Regions from separate parts of the Homo sapiens genome. Here regions 2, 3 and 4 are each linked to region 1. A link is an interaction called in ENCODE POLR2A ChIA-PET data of the cell type or tissue named here. Cell type or tissue: HepG2. All regions are shown on one strand.

What was found. ChIA-PET counts read pairs that join two places held together with the same protein. Peaks named below come from ENCODE experiments on the same cell type or tissue, not always from the same donor. Only the 100,000 strongest peaks of a DNase experiment are listed, where the experiment ranks them.
Region 2: POLR2A ChIA-PET joins it to region 1 with 32 read pairs; 8 of 35 experiments call an interaction of 5 or more read pairs at or near these places.
Region 3: POLR2A ChIA-PET joins it to region 1 with 11 read pairs; 18 of 35 experiments call an interaction of 5 or more read pairs at or near these places.
Region 4: POLR2A ChIA-PET joins it to region 1 with 10 read pairs; 14 of 35 experiments call an interaction of 5 or more read pairs at or near these places.

What each region holds. Positions count from the first base shown.
Region 1 is chr20:53,863,903-53,868,902 of GRCh38, reverse strand. LOC124904935 (a long non-coding RNA gene) reads left to right here and starts at 2,739. Exons shown (of 2, transcript XR_007067665.1): 1 at 2,739-3,842; 2 at 4,417-5,000. In HepG2, no CTCF peak of the experiment used is centred here; DNase peaks (open chromatin) are centred at 1,982, 2,482, 2,752 and 4,552; H3K4me3 peaks cover 2,476 bases.
Region 2 is chr20:53,798,875-53,803,874 of GRCh38, reverse strand. No RefSeq gene overlaps it. Among named protein-coding and RNA genes, the nearest start is that of BCAS1-AS1, 110 kb to the left of the region's middle. RefSeq lists an enhancer at 2,078-2,579 and a silencer at 4,559-4,759. In HepG2, no CTCF peak of the experiment used is centred here; DNase peaks (open chromatin) are centred at 118, 2,844 and 4,020; H3K4me3 peaks cover 1,163 bases.
Region 3 is chr20:53,766,843-53,771,842 of GRCh38, reverse strand. No RefSeq gene overlaps it. Among named protein-coding and RNA genes, the nearest start is that of BCAS1-AS1, 150 kb to the left of the region's middle. RefSeq lists enhancers at 3,106-3,702, 4,025-4,194. In HepG2, no CTCF peak of the experiment used is centred here; DNase peaks (open chromatin) are centred at 2,652 and 4,090; H3K4me3 peaks cover 648 bases.
Region 4 is chr20:53,640,721-53,645,720 of GRCh38, reverse strand. No RefSeq gene overlaps it. Among named protein-coding and RNA genes, the nearest start is that of ZNF217, 49 kb to the right of the region's middle. RefSeq lists enhancers at 2,303-2,352, 2,393-2,442. In HepG2, a CTCF peak has its summit at 2,779; a DNase peak (open chromatin) is centred at 2,830; H3K4me3 peaks cover 1,206 bases.

The DNA.
Region 1 (5,000 bases):
ACAATATATTATATGTTGTATGTATTATATATATTATGTTTTATATAATATATATTATATGCATTATATAATATATATTATATGCGTTATATATGATATATAATATATATAATATATTATTATATATATTATATATTATGATTATATATATTACATAATATATATTCTATAATATATATTATATATAAATAATAAATTATATATAATATATCATATGTAGTATATTGTATATAAAATATATAATATATTGTATATAAAATATATAATATATTGTATATAAAATATATAATATATTGTATATAAAATATATAATATATTGTATATAAAATATATAATATATTGTATATAAAATATATAATATATTGTATATAAAATATATAATATATTGTATATAAAATATATAATATATTGTATATAAAATATATAATATATTGTATATAAAATATATAATATATTGTATATAAAATATATAATATATTGTATATAAAATATATATGTGTATATATGTATTTTAGAGGCAATGTCTTCCTACATTACCCAGGCTTGACTAGAACTCCTGGGCTTAAAGGAACCTCCTGCCTCAGCCATCTGAGTAGCTGGGGCTACAGGTGAACCCACTGTGCCCAGCTCTCAATTTTCACATTTTTTATTTTCATGACTGTAGAGGGAACAGCTACTGTCACCAGATACTGGTGAGCACCCTACACTGCCCGGGACAGCCACCAACAATAAAGAATGTTCTAGTCGTAAATATTAGCGCCAAGGATGGGAATCTTGGATATAGAGAAATTGGGAAAAATGATGAGGGGGAAAGTGGGGGACCTTATTTACTGATGATGTCCATGGGGTATTTCCTAAGTAAGAAACAGCAGACAACTTTTGCCTCGTTTGATGGTGGTTCTCTTCTATTGACTGCTGTTTATTTTTTTCCGAAGACTTGGGTGTGTGACATAAGTAATCCCATGGTAGCCCAGGGCACAATGGGAGAAATGAAAAATGGAAGGCAGGTTCAAACATGCAGTGTGACTGCAAGAGTAACCTTCCTGTTCTAAGACTTGAAAAAGTTTTCAGATCCTTGGTGTATTTTATCAGCAGAACGTTCATCTGCATATGGCATTCAGAAGCAAACTAAACTTTTCTTTCCCCCCTGAGTCTTTTGTTTCCAAATCAATGGGAAACAAAGGATACCCCTGCTCCATTCAGGCAGTTTCAATGATTCTCAAATCAACGTGGGAGCAGTCGTTGGGCCATTTAAAATATACAGTGATAAAAAAAAAAGCATACTTATTAACCTTGTAAACATTCTATAAAAGTACAAGGGGAACCTTTATAAAGAATAGCCAAGTGTCCTTTTTATAGAATAGCCTTTTGTACTTTGAAATGTTCATGTCTATAAAATAGAACTGGACAGACGAGCCTAATGCAATTTCCATGTCTTCTAGTAATTGTTCCGTTAAAACATTATTTTTCAGCGTCTTAACACCCGGAAGATTAAGTTACCTCAACCCAAGATCAGTTCCACTTTAAAAAAGCACTTTCGACCCATATTTAACCAACCGTCAGAGAGGATTCAAAAGAGGGCTAATTGAGCACTGAGTGTTTGAAGCATTCAAATCAAGGCCCAGGTTTCTTCTTGAAAACAGCAACAGCTCAGCCTGGCAGGAAGCAGGGATTAGACAAGAGAATCGATTGAAACTTGCCTTCCAAACTGGAAGAAAAACTTTCAATAAGAAAGCGTGAAGTTTGAAATCACTGCATGTTATATTATTCATCTTTCAAACTGCCTCCAGCCTTATTGGATGGCATTTTCTCCTCTTACCCAGCTCTGAGCTGCCACTGTAATTCACCAAGAAACCCACTTTAGCAAGAATGACCCACCCTTCAGAGGGAAGTAGCCACCCTTAGCCTGGTTCTCTTTACCACTCTGTTCTGTCCCCACTCTATCTGCACTCTATCTCTTCATTCTATCTACATGTTTTGCAATTCCCTCTGGTATTCCAAGGCCAGTGAAATCACAGCCTCCAGTAAGGGTGCTAAACCCGAATATATTCACTGCTAAGCTGTATTTTTAACCCTTTTCACCCACCAATTTCAATGTTCTCTTTAATAGGTTAGCTATGGCAGACCTCATCAGAATCAAGTTATGGGAAGGCAAGCTGGAAAACCTCACAGGGGGGATTTCATGAAGAGAAAAGCCTGGGTGTTTTTCATCTGAATTCTTGTCCTCATCTCCCTTACCACCCCCAACAAATACAAGCAGCGGGAAACTAACAGTGATAATCAGTAATCTAATAAACTCAGCCAGCCTCAAGTTCTGTTGTTGTTTTCCTTAAAACAAACAAAACGAAACAAAAATAAGCATTCTGCCCAGAATTGAGAGAGAGAGAGAGAGAGAGAGAAAAGCTCTCTCCTAAAATCCCACAAGTTTGCTGCCAGTGATTCAGTACATACCTGACCAAAAAAAAAAAAAAAAAAATGTTGCTTAACTGGTTTGGTTGTTTCAGCTGGCTACTACCAAGAGAAGTAAACAGGACCTTATCATTTCAGTTAAGTCTGGCTTGAGCATTATTTTCAAGTAAATATTTATAATTTCAATGCTATTCCATTGCTACCACTGCTGTCTTTGGATTGGACCGACTGAAACATTGTCTTGGATTAGCCCGACTCCATAGCAACAGGCCAGGAGAGGCTGCACCCTCCTTGCCTGTCCTTTCTGTGGCTGGGGAGGAGAGGAGGAGGTATTTGGTGACACTCGCCATCAGGACTTTGCAGCTCTCTTGCCAGATAGCAGCTGAATTGAAGAATATCCTTCCTTTGCCATTTGGGCTCCAGTCCATCAGGATTTTTGCTGATCACTTTGCACATCTCAATGAATTTGACACACGGGCATTTTTTTTTCTCTCTCTCTCTCCTCATTCAGGAAGTGGAGAGCTGAGCCCTGAGATTCTTTCTGCTCCGATGATATAAACAAATTGTAGAGGAAGTCAAGTCAAACTTTCCCTTGCTTCTTTTGTTCTCCCAAATAGCAATTCAGAAAACAGAGCCAACTTTTCTTGGATGACTTTTAAAGATTGCTCTTTAACTAGAAAGGCAGAAACCCTCTTGCTTTATTTTGTATCTGTAAAAACAAAGATTCTCCTAAACATATTTTGTTTTCAAAAAAGCAGAAATGCCCTAGAAGTTAAAAAAAAAAAATAGCTGTTTTCTGAGACTTTTCAAACCAAATTGCTCTTTTGTCATTACACAGTTACCTAATTGTTTTTTCTTTCCTTGACAAATCTCCAGGCTAAAATACAAACAAGAGAGCAATAACGATCTTTGCGTGGATAATAGCTAAACCTGAATAGAAGCTTCCAGGGCCCTAATACACAGCCAAGGAAAGCTAACAGTCATGATTCAATAAAGGTGCCTTGTAAGGCATGTGCCAGACAGAAAGGAGACACCATATCTGTGTAATCTACAGACACTGCTTTAAACATCACATAATTAAGTCCTTCCCATGGTGGTGGCTACTTGAAGCTTTATCATTAGCTTGTAAGATTTCATCTCTGGGTTTCACCGATGGTTCTGAGAATGAACATTTTCAAACCAGAGGCACCTGCTAATCCAGGAGACATACTCACCACGCCTATTCTCGTCCTCCAGTGAAAGAAGCTCTATGTTAAATGACTGAAGGGAAACAGAAGGGAATATGTAACAAAATATATACAGGAGCAGCCCCGGGGTGGCTTTCCATGCTGAGTGTTCTATTACATTAATCCTGGCACACAAAAAATGCGACAGCCACATGGATATCAATATGCCTGCATTGTTTGTCTTCCATCGGCCCTCTCTGTACACAGGTGGGTAGCCAAACTTCATCACAGGCCTATTCTCTCGTGAAACATAATAGAGTTCAAACACAGGCTCGAACTGCTTCCTGAGTCTCAGTGTTCTCCTCTGTAAAATGGGATATCTGGTGGCTGTGTCACATGGGTTAGAAATAATATGAGTATAGATACAGAGAGATTTCTCGGTTAATCCAATGTGCGGCTCCTGTTAGGTTCTCGATAAAAAATTGCTGTGATATTAAAATTCATAACACTATGTGAGTTCTCCTGGGTCAGGAAAAACTAGCATTGGTAGAAGCTCAACCTTGCAATATTTGCAGTTATTTCTGTCAGAACGCTTTTCCTCAGTCACGATCCTCTCCTCCCTCTTTATCTATAAATACGCATATACTGTAGATATTTATAGACTAATAGGTATATAAAATCCTTTATGCAAGTTGTAATTGACTGTGTAATTATTGAATAAACAGTGGATGAAAGGATAATGGTAGGTTCTGAAAGCCAGCTTTAATTCACGTTTTATTTTATATTCATTAAACTGTTTACTTACTTGTCTACATTCTCCTCTCTGTTGATTATTTTCCAGGCATGCATTTCCCTCGAGCAATGATCAGGCTGAGAAAGTGATTTCATTTACATTGCAAAGGAGACAGAAAAACAAACAGAAAACCCAGAGGCCACGACTTCCCGGGAGTGCTCCAGAGTGTGTGTATTGCTAGTAGAAGCTATGTGCACCTCCACACCCCGGAACTATTTTTGAAGCTTTGATGTAGAAACGCACAATACCTACAGCGACCTTAAATTTCTGTAAAACAAATATAGCATGCATTGATGCAATTGCCATATATTTATAGAATTCAACAATTGCCTTCCACCAACTTTATCAAATATCTGCTGCATGGGGGCGGTGCTAGGACAGAAACATAAACAGCTCTGATTGGTCCATTATGCAGACGAAGCACATGCTTCAAGGACCAGAAAAGCAGAGAGAACACCGTGCTCCTGCCTTACTGGCCAAATGATGCAACAAGAAAATTCAGGAAAGTTAATTTAAGTTTCAACATACAGATTTTTTTGTCCCTTGGAAGACACAGTTTTAAGTTTTAGTTGAGTTTTGTTTTCATTTTTATTTGGGTACAGGTCTTGGGATAGTTCGGATTTGTGTTCAGA
Region 2 (5,000 bases), 65 kb after region 1:
CCAATGCAGGAGGATTGTTTGAGGCCAGGAGTTTGAGACCAGCCCTGGCAATACAGTGAGATCACATCTCTACAAAAGTTTAAAAATTAACTGGACATGGTGACATGCGCCTGTAGTTCCAACTACCCAGGAGACTGACATGAGAGAATTGCTTGATTCCAGGAGTTCAAGGCTGCAGTGAGCTAAGATTGAGCCACTGCACTCCAGCCTGGGCAACAGAGTAAGACCCCGCCTCAGAAAAAAAAAAAAAAAAAGGAAGGAAGGAAGGAATGAAGGGAGGGAGGGAGGGAGGGAGGGTTCCATTATCCTTGCACGGTATAAGAATACAGCAGTCTCTTGAGAGGTCGAGACGGGTGGATCACGAGATCAGGAGATCAAGACCATCCTGGCTAACACGGTGAAACCCCGTCTCTACTAAAAAACAAAAAATTAGCCGGGCTTGGTGGCGGGTGCCTGTAGTCCCAGCTACTCAGGAGGCTGAGGCAGGAGAATGGTGTGAACCTGGGAGGTGGAGCTTGCAGTGAGCCGAGATCGCGCCACCGCACTCCAGCCTGGGGGACAGCGAGGCTCCGTCTCAAAAAAAAGAATACAGCAGTATCCACCTGTTAAGATCTCTAGAGCCATGCTAGAGATATTTATTTTCAATATAATTTATTTAATTGTAAGTTTATATAACCATTTTAATAATGGCTATGTTTAACAATCAGGTCACAAAATTCCTGAAAATTTAACAGTTGGCTCTGGTTGGCCTAAGAGAACTGGCTTCAGCTCCTTGGTGCTGAGCCTGGGCTGCTCTGCCTAAACTCTCTGCCTGTTGGCACTTGATCATCTTTCAGATCTTGGCCAAGCAGTACTTGGTTAAAGAATTCTCAGTGCATTCTGCCACAGCTCGTCACACTTGGGTTAGCTAATTCTATGTACGATTATTGTTTGATTGTTGCTTTGACCGCTTATCATGTCAGCTCCACGAAAGCTGGGGCTTTCATCTATGTTTGTCCTGTCCCCTCCTGTATCTCCCATGCCATTCACAGGGCCTGGTACCCAGGAGGTGCCCAATTAACATCCATTTAAGAAATAAATGGGCTGGGCATGGTGGCTCACACCTGTAATCCCAGCACTTTGGGAGGCCAAGGAGGGTGGCTCACCTGAGGTCAGGAGTTCGAGACCAGCCTGGCCAACGTGGCAAAACCCTGTCTCTACTAAAAATATAAAAATTAGCCACACACGGTGGCATGTGCCTATGGTCCTAGCTACTCGGGAGGCTGAGGCAGGAGAATCGCTTGAGTCCAGGAGGTGGAGGTTACCGTGAGCTGAGATCGCACCACTGCACCCCATCCTGGGCAACAGAGACTCCGTCTCAAAAAAAAAAAAAGAAAGAAAAGAAATAAATGAATGAGAAATTTCCATTAAGGCTTTCTCTACTTACATGTGCAAGTTTTGGTGATGTTATGGAGAAATTAGATAAAATTTTGCACATAAAGAGTGAATGATTTGTTTACTAACTGGCCCATTCGTCAACTCTTTGCAGTAGTTCCATCTTTTTGTACCGTGGACCCTGTTGGTTGTCTGAGGAAGCCTGTGATCCCGTTCTCAGGACAAAAAAATGCACAGGCTTGCAAAGAAATCCAATTACATTAAAATGCAGTTCCCCTAAAAATGTTAAAACAAATGTATAATATGGTAATATGTGTGCATTTTTATTAACACATTAAGTGACAAGATGCAGTGCAGATTCTAACAACTGTAATTTTGAGATAGCAATAACTATAGAGGATACTTCCTATTATTTGTAACTCTGGTGTAAGATGAAAATATCTGGTTTCCACTGGCAACAAAGTCTCAAGGACTGCTAATTCTGCTGTGGTTTGCCTATATTCAAAAGGTGGAAAATAGGCCGGGCGTGGTGGCTCACGACCGTAATCCCAGCACTTTGGGAGGCCAAGGTGGGCAGATCACGAGGTCAGGAGTTCGAAACGAGCCTGGCCAACATGGCATAACCCTGTCTCTACTTAAAATACAAAAATCAGCTGGGCGTGGCAGCACACGCCTGTAGTCCCAGCTACTCAGGAGGCTGAGGTACAAGAATCGCTTGAGCCTGGCAGGCAGAGGTTGCAGTGAGTCAGGATCGCGCCACTACACTCCAGCATGGACGACAGAGCGAGACTCTGTCTCAAACAAAAAAAAAAAAAAGAAAGAAAGGGGAAAAATGAGAAAATGCAGATTAGAGTATATATGTGTTTTTGTTTGTTTGTCTGTTTGTTAATCAATGTATCATAAATTCTATCCCAGGACTGCTTGGGAGTCCGTGGACACCTGGTTAAGGATTCCTATGGACAGATCAATTAACCCAAGGGCTCCAGGAGATGCAGATCAAAGACCGCCACACAAGAAAGAGGCCACACAGATAAAGAGCCCAGGACCTGCTGTCAGACCTCCCCAGATTCAGATTCTTAGGCCTGCCCCTTATAGGCTGTGTGACCTCGGACAAGTTCCTTATTTACTCTGAGCCTGAGTGTCCTCGCTCGTAAAATGGGTCTAACAACGACCACCTCCAAGAAAGATCACGATGCTGAAATGACTCAGAACAGTGCCTGGAGTGGAAGAGCTGCTGGGAAAATAATAACTGCTATTTCTACATCAGTTATGCCAGTTCTTTTTGACCTAAGAAACTCCAGCGCTTTTAATACAATCAAACTGGGTTATTGGTGACTTACAGAGGAGACCCTAGGCAGGTAACTATTGAACCTTGAAAACCGTAACATGGACACAGAGTAGAGAGCCCATTTATCTCAACTGGATTCTTCTCAGTGGACTTCGAGCTTCTTATCAGAAAAACACTTTGATGACAGCGCTTAGTGCTTAACAGCTTAAGAGCAGTTCAAACATGCGCCAGAGGCTTGCTGAGGAGGCCCGCCCTCCAGATTCTGCAAATAGATACACTGGGGTGAGCCTGCAGCCCAATTTGCCCAGGACTGTCCTGGTTAATGCTTGCGGTCCCCGTGTGATTATTAATAGTATCTGTTGTATCCATACGAGCGTCCCAATTTAGATGATCCTATAGATGGTCACTGTTGATAAGGACCATGGCTGCCTTCTCCCTTAGCTGCCAAGCTGTGTATAGGATATTGTTTCTCCTTGGCAGAATTCAGAAAGTAAGTTTGGACCCTCTGGAATTCTGGTCCTTTTCTTCTAGGTTTCAGGCATCATTATTGCATAGGAGCTTTGAAGTCCAAAGTAATCTAGAGTTAGAATGACCAGACATCCTGGTTTCTTGGATTTTATTTTAAGTGGGAGGGGAGTTACTGAAGGGGTGATTATATATCAGTTCACTTAATCCTTATACTTATATATTAATAGCCCAGGCTTGGTGGCTCACACTTGTAACCCCAGGACTTTGGGAGGCTGAGGCAGAAGGATCGCTGAGCTCAGGAGATTGAGATCAGCCTGGGCAACACAGTAAGATCCCCATGTCTACCAAAAATTTAAAAACTTCAGCCAGGTGTGGAGGTACACACGTGTAGTCCCACCTACGCAGGAGGCTGAGGAGAATCACTTGAGTCCAGCAGGTTGAGGCTCAATGAGCCATAATCACACCACTGCCACTACACTCCAGCCTGGGCGACAGAGTGAGAACCTGTCTCAAAATAAAAATAAAAATATTATCATACTTAATAATAACGCTCTGGGGGTAAACATTGTTATTCCCATTGATGCATGAGAAGAGTAAGGCCCAGAAAGAAAAAATAACCTGTCCAGAGCCTCACAAATGGTAAACAATAGAGTCTGGACTTGATTCCAGATCACTTGACCAACTGCCCTGATTTGCAGATCCTCTGAGTTCAACCAAAGAAATGAGCACAAAAAAATCTCTCTGTGCCTGCAGGTGTGACATTCTTAACCCTGTCTTTAATACAACTGCCACATCCCAGCGTTCCTTGACAGACTGTGGAGCACACCTAAGCCACCTTGCTTGCCATAGGGTTTGGCTCCATGACCTTGATGTGAGTTCATAGATTTGTTTGCAGTTGTGAAAATTAAATGAGAGAGCGAGATTTCATTGTGTGTGTGGAGTGTGTGTGTGTGTGTTGGGGGAGGGAGGAGAACAAACGATTTTAAATTCAGCCTAAAATTAAATGCACATTGGATGCATGCCAAACGGACTCCACAACCACCAGACTTTGCAAGTTTCAACGATTTCCAAGTCCTTCCTTTGTTTTTTTTTCTTTTTTTGAGACGGAGTCTCACTGTGTCGCCAGGCTGGAGTGCAGTGGTGCGATCTTGGCTCACTGCAAGCTCTGCCTCCCAGGTTCAAGCAATTCTCCTGCCTCAGCCTCCTGAGTAGCTGGGATTACAGGCACGCACTACCACGCCCAGCTAATTTTTGTATTTTTAGTAGAGATGGGGTTTCACTATGTTGGCCAGGATGGTCGCAATCTCCTGACCTCATGATCCGTCTGCCTTGGCCTCCCAAAGTGCTGGGATTACAGGCATGAGCCACTGTGCCCAGCCTGCAAGCCCTTCTTCTGCCGAGTGCTATGCTAGTTTCTAGAAGAAGAGGGATGTTACTCATTCATCTGCTATGCATGGTCCACTATGTTCCAAGGTGGGAGACGTGTACAGAGGTGAGCACCTCCAGCCTTCAGGCCACTTATATTCCCAGGTGTAGGTGATAGATAGGCAAATGCGTGCACTCTGGTTGTTGAAGATGTAGAGCAATTGGACTCCTCCTGCACCACTTGTGGTCATGTAAAATGGTATGGCCACTTTGGAGAACATTCTGGCAGTTCCCTGTTTGGTTAAATATAGAGTTACCATATCACCCAGCAATTCCACTCCTAGGTATTTTACCCAAGAGAAATGAAAACACATGTTCACACACAGACTTGCACATGACTGTTTATAGCAGCAATATTCACAATAGACAGAAGGTGGAAACAACCCAAATGTCCATTACAGGATGAATGGATAAACAAAATGTAGCATATGCATACAATTGCTTA
Region 3 (5,000 bases), 97 kb after region 1:
CAACAGTTTCCAGGCAAGCTGTGCGGGGATGGTTTAAAATTTTAAAATAGAGAAAATATAAACAGTAACAATTGAATGTTTTTAAAGACACAAGAAGGAAGCATAGGTCATAATAACAGAAGCCCTGGGCATCTTTTAGCATGATTTTTTGTATTTTTAATGCTAAAAAAGATTTATTTGTTGCCGAATAGCTTTAACAGAAGTGCTATGGCAGAGTGGTTAAGAAAACAGGAGCTAAAATTAGACAGATATTGCCGAGCACAGTAGCTCACACCTGTAATTCCAGCACTTTGGGAGGCTGAGGCGGGTGGATCACCTGAGGTCAGGAGTTCGAGACCAGCCTGGCCAACATGGTGAAATCCTGTCTCTATTAAAAATTCCAAAAATTACCCAGACGTGGTGGTGCGTGCCTGTAATCCCAGTTACTCAGGAGGCTGAGGCAGAAGAATCACTTCAACCCAGGAGGCAGAGGTTGCAGTGAGCCGAGATTGTGCCACTGCACTCCAGCCTGGGCAACAGAGCGAGACTCCGTCTCTTAAAAAAAAAAGACCTTAAATTCTAGATCAGTGCAATTTTGCCCCCTTGCCCCAGAAGACATTTGGTAATATCTGGAGACATTTTTTATTGTCCAGCTGGCGGGGGGCAAGGAGAAGCTGCTGGTGGCATCCAGTGAGTGAAGGCCGGGGACACACTACATACAGACCCTGTCAGGCACAGAACGGCCCCTGGAACAAAAAGTTACCTGGTCCCAACTGTCAATAGTGTTGAGAGTGACAGCTCCTATTCTACCCTGTTCTAGAAGGGGAGGGGAAAAACAATGCTAGAATTAAATAGAAAAGACAATTCCAGATACTGCTCAGTGCTGCGAAGCCACTGAAGCAGGGCAGGGGACATCAGGGAAGGCTCCTGGAGGAAGTGACATTTTTGCTGAACAGGAACAGTTAGAAAAGAGCCAGGCAGGCCAGGCGCGGTGGCTCATACCTGTAATCCCAACACTTTGGGAGGTCGAGGCAGGTAGATCACGAGGTCAGGAGATTAACACCATCCTGGCCAACATGGTGAAACCCCATCTCTACTAAAAATACAAAAATTAGATGGGTGTGGTGGTGCGAACCTGTAGTCCCAGCTACTCGGGAGGTTGAGGCATGAGAATCACTTGAACCCAGGAGACAGAGGTTGCAGTGAGCTGAGATCCCGCCACTGCACTCCAGCCTGGCAACAGAGCAAGATTCTGTCTCAAAAAAAAAAAAAAAAAAAAAAAAAAAAGAGCCAGGCAAAGCTCTGGGGGCAGAACTGTAGAGGCCCAGGGAAAAGCAAGGGCAAAAAACCCTGAGGCCAGACCAAGTTGCAGTGAACAGAGGCAGATGCACGTGCGCTACCATGCCCAGCTAATTTTTGTATTTTTAGTAGAGATGGGGTTTTACCATGTTAAGAAAATAAAATATCCAGTTCTCCCCAGTCATTCCCAGGGTGATTAAGGTGGGGAAGGGTCAGAGTGAGCTGGCAATTTTGATGTTTGAAAGTTCTGGCTGGGCACAGTGGCTCAAACCTGTAAACCCAGCACTTTGGGAGGCCAAGGCGGGCAGACCACTTGAGCCGAAGAGTTTGAGACCAGCCTGACCAACATGGTGAAACCTCATCTCTATTTTAAAAAATACAGCCGGACACGATGGCTCACACCTGTAATCCCATCACTTTGAGAGGCCCAGGCGGGTGGATCACTTGAGGTCAGGAGTTTGAGACCAGACTGGCCAACATGGTGAAACCTTGTCTCTATTAAAAACAGAAAAATTAGCCGGGCATGGTGGTGCACGCCTGTAATCCCGGCTACTTGGGAGGCTGAGGCAGGAGAATTGCTTGAACCTGGGGGATGGAAGTTGCAGCAAGCCGAGATTGCACCACTGCACTTCAGCCTGAGCAACAGAGAAAGACTCTGTCTCAAAAGAATATGTGTGTGTGTGTGTGTATATATATATATATGTGTGTGTGTATATATGTGTGTGTGTATATATATATGTGTGTATATATATGTGTGTGTGTATATATATGTATATATGTGTGTGTGTGTGTGTGTGTGTGTGTGTGTGTGTGTGTATCTCTCTAGAATCCTGGTTTGGTGGCACACATCTGTAGTCCCAACTACTCAGGAGGTTGAGGTGGGAGGATGGCTTGAGACTGGGAGGTTGAGGCTGCAGTGAGCCGAGACTGCAGCACTGCACTCTAGCGTGGGCAGCAGAGTGAGACCCTGTCTCAAAAGAAAGTTCTGGATGAAGAAAACCAAGATTTAACAAGGGCAAAAGAGCAATAAAAATGATTCCAATTTTTGGAAGCTTACAAGAACCATCGTTGTACCAAAATTATCCTATATGAGATATTAGAAAACCAAAAAACTAGTTCAAATAAGAAAAAAATTCTGTAAAATATAGAAATCTACTTAGGAGTCTGATGCGGGCATATGCAGTTGATTGTCAGCCCTGTCTACCACGGAGGAGCCACATTAAACAAGGCATTAACTGTAGTCCACGTCAAGCTACTTCCAAGTGGCTGTTTAAAGATTTTTAAACATAGGGGATATTGTTTATGAAATGTAATCTGATCACCCAAGCAAAAATGACACAAATTCCACAGCAACTGCAGAGATTAAAGAAGTGTTTTAAGGACAAACTCCACATGAATCCCTTATCTAGCACCCGTCTTGTAAATTTACTCACCAAATAAGAGCTTTCAGGAGAGACGCTAAGGGATAAAGACAATTCACTCTTCAGAGAAAGACTTTCAGTGGACTTTGAAATTCCACTTTCAAATTGAGGCATAAACACCACTAAACCTGTGGGATTAAAAGACATAGTAAGGCATTATTATGTTTTTTACAGAGCCTAAAAATAATATTAATGTAATAATAACAGCAGCTGTATAATGAAAAGAGGCTCCGATAAAATTACAAAAAAATACAAATTTAAAAAAAAATAATAACAGCAGCGGACATTTCCTGAGCTAAGTGTTTTCTACTTATTAACTCTAATTGTCAAAGGGATTTATCATCTTCCTTTTGTAGATGAGGGCAATGGGGTCTCCCAGGGGGGTGTGTGGCTTGCCCCAAAATGCACAGCTATTGAACAATGTCCAGGCTCTGACAGGGGCAGGTCAGTGCTAAGTCAGTCTCCAAACTATGTTCCTTGTCGCATCTTGAGTAAGTTAATTCAGTGCCTCCCGGCATGGGGGAGAGAACAATGTAGAGATCACTTTCAGAGACTAATAATAACAACTAGCCTTAATTGAGCACCTGCTGTGTGCTCCATTCCAAGGCTAAGTGCTTTCACTCAGATCATCTCATCTGATTTTCATGATAAGCCTAGGAGTAGGTACTTCTATTATTTTCACTCGACAGCTGAGGGACCTAGGGCTCAGGTAGGTTCAGTAACTTAGCTAAGGTTACACATCCACGAAGGGCCAAAACCAGATATGAAACCCTGTAGTCAGATCTACCTGTCTACATGTTTAGCCAATACACTACAGTGAGGCAAATGGAAAAGAAATCACAAGTAGACGGGGTAGGTTAGAAGTTTGGATGCAACTCAGACATAGTCTCATTGCATCCCATGTATATTTCTCTTCACAGCAAATTGAAAATGGTGATTAACTGCAACCAAATTAAAATTTATATAATGAGTTGAACTCTTTCAGGAGTTTTCTCTGTTTTTCTGTTGATACCTCTCTATATTTTAAGGCAATGTCACTTTGCTTTGCTTACAAATATATTGAATATGTCAAGATTACTATTTTGTTATTACCTTTGTGAATTTCCTTGTCTATTTTGCTGGCTTGTTCTTCCAGATGAAATTTATTATTTGATTAATGTTGCCAAAAATGGTAAGAAAAATATCAATTATAGTAATAAAATGTTTTGTGGGGAAAGCATGGTAATTAAATGATTAGTTGTGAAAGTATTTCTTTGGTGTGTGCTTCCATTTGATTAGATTGTAAGACTTTTATCTGCCTTGGTGTCTCATTCCCGGTGTCTGTCACAGAGTTTGCACATAGCCAATGCTCCACTGGTATCTTTTAACAGGTTTGGGGGACTTGGGGCTTGTTTTGGTTTTGGTTTTGGTTTTGGTTTGAGTAAATGAAGCAATCATTGGAAAGGTGTAGGGGAAGTGCAAAGAGCCATAGGACCAGGGAATCCGAAATCATGGTTCCAAACTAGAAAGCAAGCACTTTCACTTTTTTCTTTCAAAATTTCTTTCTTCCAGAAACTTAATCCTAGCACAATTTTGATCACTAGGCCAAAATCATTCTACATGTCTGTCTTAGTCCCTTTGGGCTACCGTAACAAAATACCATAGACTGGGTAGCTTAGAGCAACAGACATTGATTTCTCCCAGTTCTAGAAGCTGGAAGTCAGAGAACAGAATGTCAGCATCTGGTATCCTGATCTCTGACTCCCACTGACCTCTGGGTACTACCATCAGGCTCTGGTGACAGCCGGCTTCCAGGCTGCAGACTGCCAACGTGGCAGAAAGGGAAAGTTCCCTGGGATTGCCTTTATAAGGGCACTAATCCCACGCATGAGGGCTCCACTCTCATGACCTCACCACCTCCCAAAGATCCCCACCTTCAAATACCAACACATTAGGGATTAAGATTTCAACAGATGAATTTGGAGGGAAAACAAACATTCAGTCCATCGCTATGTCCGCCATCAAAGAAAGAAACTCGGAAACACTCAAATGGTTACTTCCCACACACTCAGCTTCCAACCTTCAGCACCATTGGGTTTATTTTATTTTATTTATTTATTTATTCATTTATTTTTTTGAGATGGAGTCTCACACTCTCGCCTGGGCTGGAGTGCAATGGCGCAATCTCGGCTGACTGCAACCTCCACCTCCCGGGTTCAAGCAACTCTCCTGCCTCAGCCTCCTGAGTAGCTGGGATTACAGGTGCCCACCACCACGCCCGGCTAATTTGTTGTATTTTTAGTAGAGACGAGGTTTCACTAT
Region 4 (5,000 bases), 220 kb after region 1:
ACAAAGCACACACTACATGTGCAAGGCCTTTGCTGAACCCAGGGAAAGGAAGAATGATAAACAGAAGCTGATCTTTGCCTTTGAGTTTACTTAACATATAAATAGCAGGTATCTTCCAGATGCGAGTAACTGTACTAAATACTTTAGATTAGGGGTCAGTAAACATTCTGCAAAGCATCAGCTAATACCTGTTTTAGGCTTTGAGCGCTAGAGGCTTTGTCTTAACCGGAAGTAGAACAGAGGCCATTGCCAATATGTAAATGAGTAGGCTCAACTGTGTTCCAATAAAACTTTATTTACAGAAATAAGCAGCTGCCCAGATTGACCTAGATGGCTGAGACCTGCTTTCAATGGATTGTCATCCATCTGTCACAGCCCACTCTTTTTTTTTTTGAGACAGAGTCTTGCTCTGTCGCCCAGGCTGAAGTGCAGTGGCATGATCTTTGGCTCACAGCAACCTTTGCCTCCTGGGTTCAAGTGATTCTCCTGCCTCAGTCTCTAAGTAGCTGGGATTACAGGTGCGCGCCACCATGCCTGGATAATTTTTGTATTTTTAGTAGAGACGGGTTTCATCATGTTGGCCAGGCTGGTCTTGAATTCTTGGCCTCAGGTGATCTACCCATCTCAGCCTCCCAAAATGCTGGGGTTACACTGCGCCCAGCCGCACAGCCCACTCTTAAGACTAGCACTATTATTATTATTATTATCATCATTTCATTTCATTTTATTTATTCTTTTGAGACATAGTCTCATTCTGTTGCCCAGGCTGGAGTGCTGTGGCCTGATGTCGGCTCACTGCAACCTCTGCCTCCCAGGCTCAAGTGATTCTCATGCCTCAGCCTCCCCAGCAGCTGGGATTACAGGCACCCGCCACCACACCCAGCCTGGGCGACAGAGAGAGATCCTGTCGAAAGAAAGAAGAAAGAAAGAAAGGGAGAAAGAAAGAGAAAGAGGGAGGGACAGAGGGAGGGAGGGAAACCACCTGAATATTTGTGTTAGCTTAAACTCAATTTCAGCTGTAATCATGGAAATCAAATTTATATAAGAAAATATCAGATTAATTCAGTTTTCATACACACATTCACTCGAATTTTTAAATTTCATCAATTGATTTTAGAAAAGAGCAGCATAGTGAAAAAAAGTGAAGAACTATATTCTTGCCAAATTTATACCTAAATTTTACTGAAATATTAATTAGTTTTTTTTGTTGTTGTTTTTGTTTTTCTGGAGACAAGGTCTTGCTTTGTTGCCCAGGCTGGAGTTCGGTGACAATCTTGGCTCACTGCAGCGTCAACCTCCCAGGCTCAAGAGATTCTTCCACCACAGCCTCCAGACTAGTTGGGACTACAGGTGCACACCACCACAACCAGCGATCTCGGCTCACTGCAACCTCTGCCTCCTGGGTTCAAGCAATTCTCCTGCCTCGGCCTCCCTAGTAGCTGGGATTACGGGCATGCACCACCATGCCCAGCTAATTTTGTATTTTTAGTAGAGACGGGGTTTCTCCATGTTGGTCAGGCTGGTCTCCAACTCCCTACCTCAGGTGATCCACCCACTTAGGCCTCTCAAAGGTGCTGGGATTACAGGTATGAGCCATTGCGCCTGGCCCATTTTTCATAAGAATTATAAAATTGCATTGTTTCTGACATGGGCGTAATCTATGATCTGCCTTCACCAAAAACATGCAGAGGAAAATAAAATACATATTTTTTATTTTTAGTTTCTCTGCTCTTTTGGCTTTATTGTTTGAAATCTTTTTATTAGTAATAGGTATGTTTGGTGTTCACTTTTTCCATACAGTGCATTAATGTGTGGTTTAAATACAAATTTAAGTGCAAAATTATAAGACAGTAGCCTGGAAAGGCCCATTTGGGCAGATGTGGCTTATTAAAAATCCCAGCTGGGTGCAGTGGCTCACCCCTGTAATCCCAACATTTTGGGAGGCTGAGATGGGCAGATCACCTGAGGTCAGGAGTTCAAGACCAGCCTGACCAAGATGGTGAAACACTGAGTCTACTAAAAATACAAAAATTAGCTGGGCATATGCTGGGCACCTGGAATCCCAGCTACTCAGGAGGCTAAGGCAGGAGAATCCCTTGAACCTGGGAGGCAGAAGTTGCAGTGAGCCAAGATCGTGCCATTGCACTTCAGCCTGGGTGACAAGAGCAAAACTCGGTGTCAAAAAAAAAAAAAAAATCACAATTTTTGGGTTTCTTTTAAAACTTAAAAATGGAGGATGAATTTCCAGCATCCTGCTACTCGGACGGAGGAAACAGAACAGGAACAAAGCTGAAGTGAGCTAGGCAGGCCGAGGGAACCTCTGGCTGCCTCCCATTGCTGCTGCACGCAGGTAATGCAGCGGTTCATAGCCTGCCTTCCAGCCCTGGTGTTAGACGACTTTCAGTTACAGTATTGTGGTGAATCATTTCCTTCCAAGGCTCAGGGTGATCTATCACACGGGCGTGTTGTCTAGATTTTAACAACAATATGAGCAGAAAAGTTCCTCATTCCAGAAATGCAAAACAAATTACATAAGAAGTGTATTCTTTAAAGGAAAAAGCAAAGTCTACATAAAGGCATAATGAATAGGAAGAACAATTATGCGTGGGAAAACAAAGCTCTTTAAAAAAATCATCAAAGAAATGAGGTTTTTCTTCCCTTGTCTAATTTATAACAGTGACGTTCCTTTTGAAGACAGGAGCAGGGGCATAGGAGCTGGAGTATCGGCCTTAGCTGTGCCTTTTGTAATGTCACTAGGGACAGGGAGGGGGAGGAGTTGTGACGGTGTTGGAAACACTGGCCCTGGTGTATTATTGCTTGCACTACAGGAGTTTTTGGTTGCCAAATCAATACCTTGGTTGTCCTTGAAAAACCCTGCAGGTCTGTTTTTAATAGCTTGCTACACCGGTGAAATTACCCTGATTACTTAGCAAAGCCTCACCTTTGATCCACTGATCTAGTTAGAGACCTGTGTGAGAGAGAGAGAGCCTGTGGCCCCAGAGATATTAACAAATTAGAAGAAGAAGGAAGGGAAAACTGCAACTTACAGAAATACAGGAAGTCTGAGGTTTGTCAGTTGTTGAAACATTTGATATTGTCTTTTAAGAGTCTCCGTGGTCTGAGAGCTTTCTTTGGGATAACAAAATACTAACATTAAAGAGCAACGTTCGGGCACAGTGACTCACGCCTATAATCCCAGCACTTTGGGAGGCCAAGGTGGGTGGTTCACGAGGTCAGGAGTTCGAGACCAGCCTGACCAACATGGTGAAATCCTGTCTCTACTAAAAGTACAAAAATTAACCGGGCATGGTGTCATGTGCTTGTAATCCCAGTAGGAGAATCGCTTGAACCCGGGAGGCGGAGGTTGTAGTGAGTCGAGATCGCGCCACTATGCTCCAGCCTAGGCGACAGAGCAAGACTCTGTCTCAAACAAACAAACAAAAAAAGAGCAACAACAATAACACCACAGCAAAGCCACCTGCTATTCAAAATCAAGAACAGTGGATCAATCCAAATTAAAGAATGGTGGCTGGTATTGTTTTCCACCTCACTCTCCCAAGAGATACATATGCCCAAAAACATTTCCATTTCCTGTTCATGCAACAGTGAAGTGAAGGGTCATTTTCCTTCCAATTTTTGTACTCATTAGACAGAGTGCCTTTTAAGCATTTATTTATTTTTAAATTAACAGACTTTATTTATTTATTTATTTTTGAGAGGGCGTTTTGCTTTTGTCACCCAGGCTGGAGTGCAATGGCATGATCTCGGCTCACTGCAACCTCTGCCTCCTGGGTTCAAGCAATTATCATACCTCAGCCTCCTGAGTAGCTGGGACTACAGACGTGTGCCACTAGGCCTAGCTAATTTTTTTGTATTTTTAGTAGAGACGGGGTTTCACCATTTTGGCCAGTCTGGTCTCGAACTCCTGACCTCAGGTAATCTGCCCGCCTCAGCCTCCCAAAGTGCTAGGATTACAGGCATGAGCCACCACGCCCGACCCAGACTTTATTTTTTTAGAGGAGTTTTAGTTTACAGAAAATTGACCAGACGGTGTGACAAGTTCTCATATGCCCTCTTCTCCAACTCCCTCCTTCCATCTGTACAATTCCCCCTATTAGTAACATCCTGCATTGATGTGGTCCATTTGATACACTTGATGAACGAATAGTAATACATTATTACTAATTAACGTTTATAGTTTACATTACAGTTCACTCTTTGTGTTGTACAGGACTATGAGTTTTGACAAATGCATAGTGACATGTATCTACCATTACAGTATCATACAGAATAGTTTCACTGCCCTAAAATACCCTCCTTTTATATTTCAACAAGCTGCCCTTCCAAGTTCTGTCCTTTCAACATAACTGCTCTTTTTTTTTTTTGAGACAGAGTCTTGCTCTGTCGCCCAGGCTGGAGTGCAGTGGCTCGATCTCGGCTCGCTGCAACCTCCGCCTCCTGGGGTCAAGCGATTCTCCTGCCTGTCTCCCGAGTAACTGGGATTACAGGCACACACTACCACACCTGGCTAATTTTTAAATATTTTTAGTAGAGACAGGGTTTCACCATATTGGTCAGGCTGGTCTTAAGCTCCTGACCTTGTGATCCACCTTCTTCGGCCTCCCAAAGTGCTGGGATTACAGGCGTGAACCAATGCACCCAGCCCATAACTGCTCATTTTTTCTCGTTTTTCCTTCTCCAAGGTGCTTTTATTTTAGGAATAGATGAAAGTTGATTCTCTTTGTTGGCAGAGACCTACAGAAAGTCATTTTGTGGCCAAGCATAGTGGCTCACGCCTGTAATCCCAGCACTCTGGGAGACCGAGGCGGGTGGATCATCTGAGGCCAGGAGGTCGATACCAGCCTGGTCAACATAGGGAAACCCCATCTCTACTAAAAATACAAAAATTATCAGGTTGTGGTGGTGCACGCCTATAGTCCCAGCTACTCAGGAGGCTGAGGCGGGAGAATCCCTTTAACCAAGGAGGCGGAGGTTGCAGT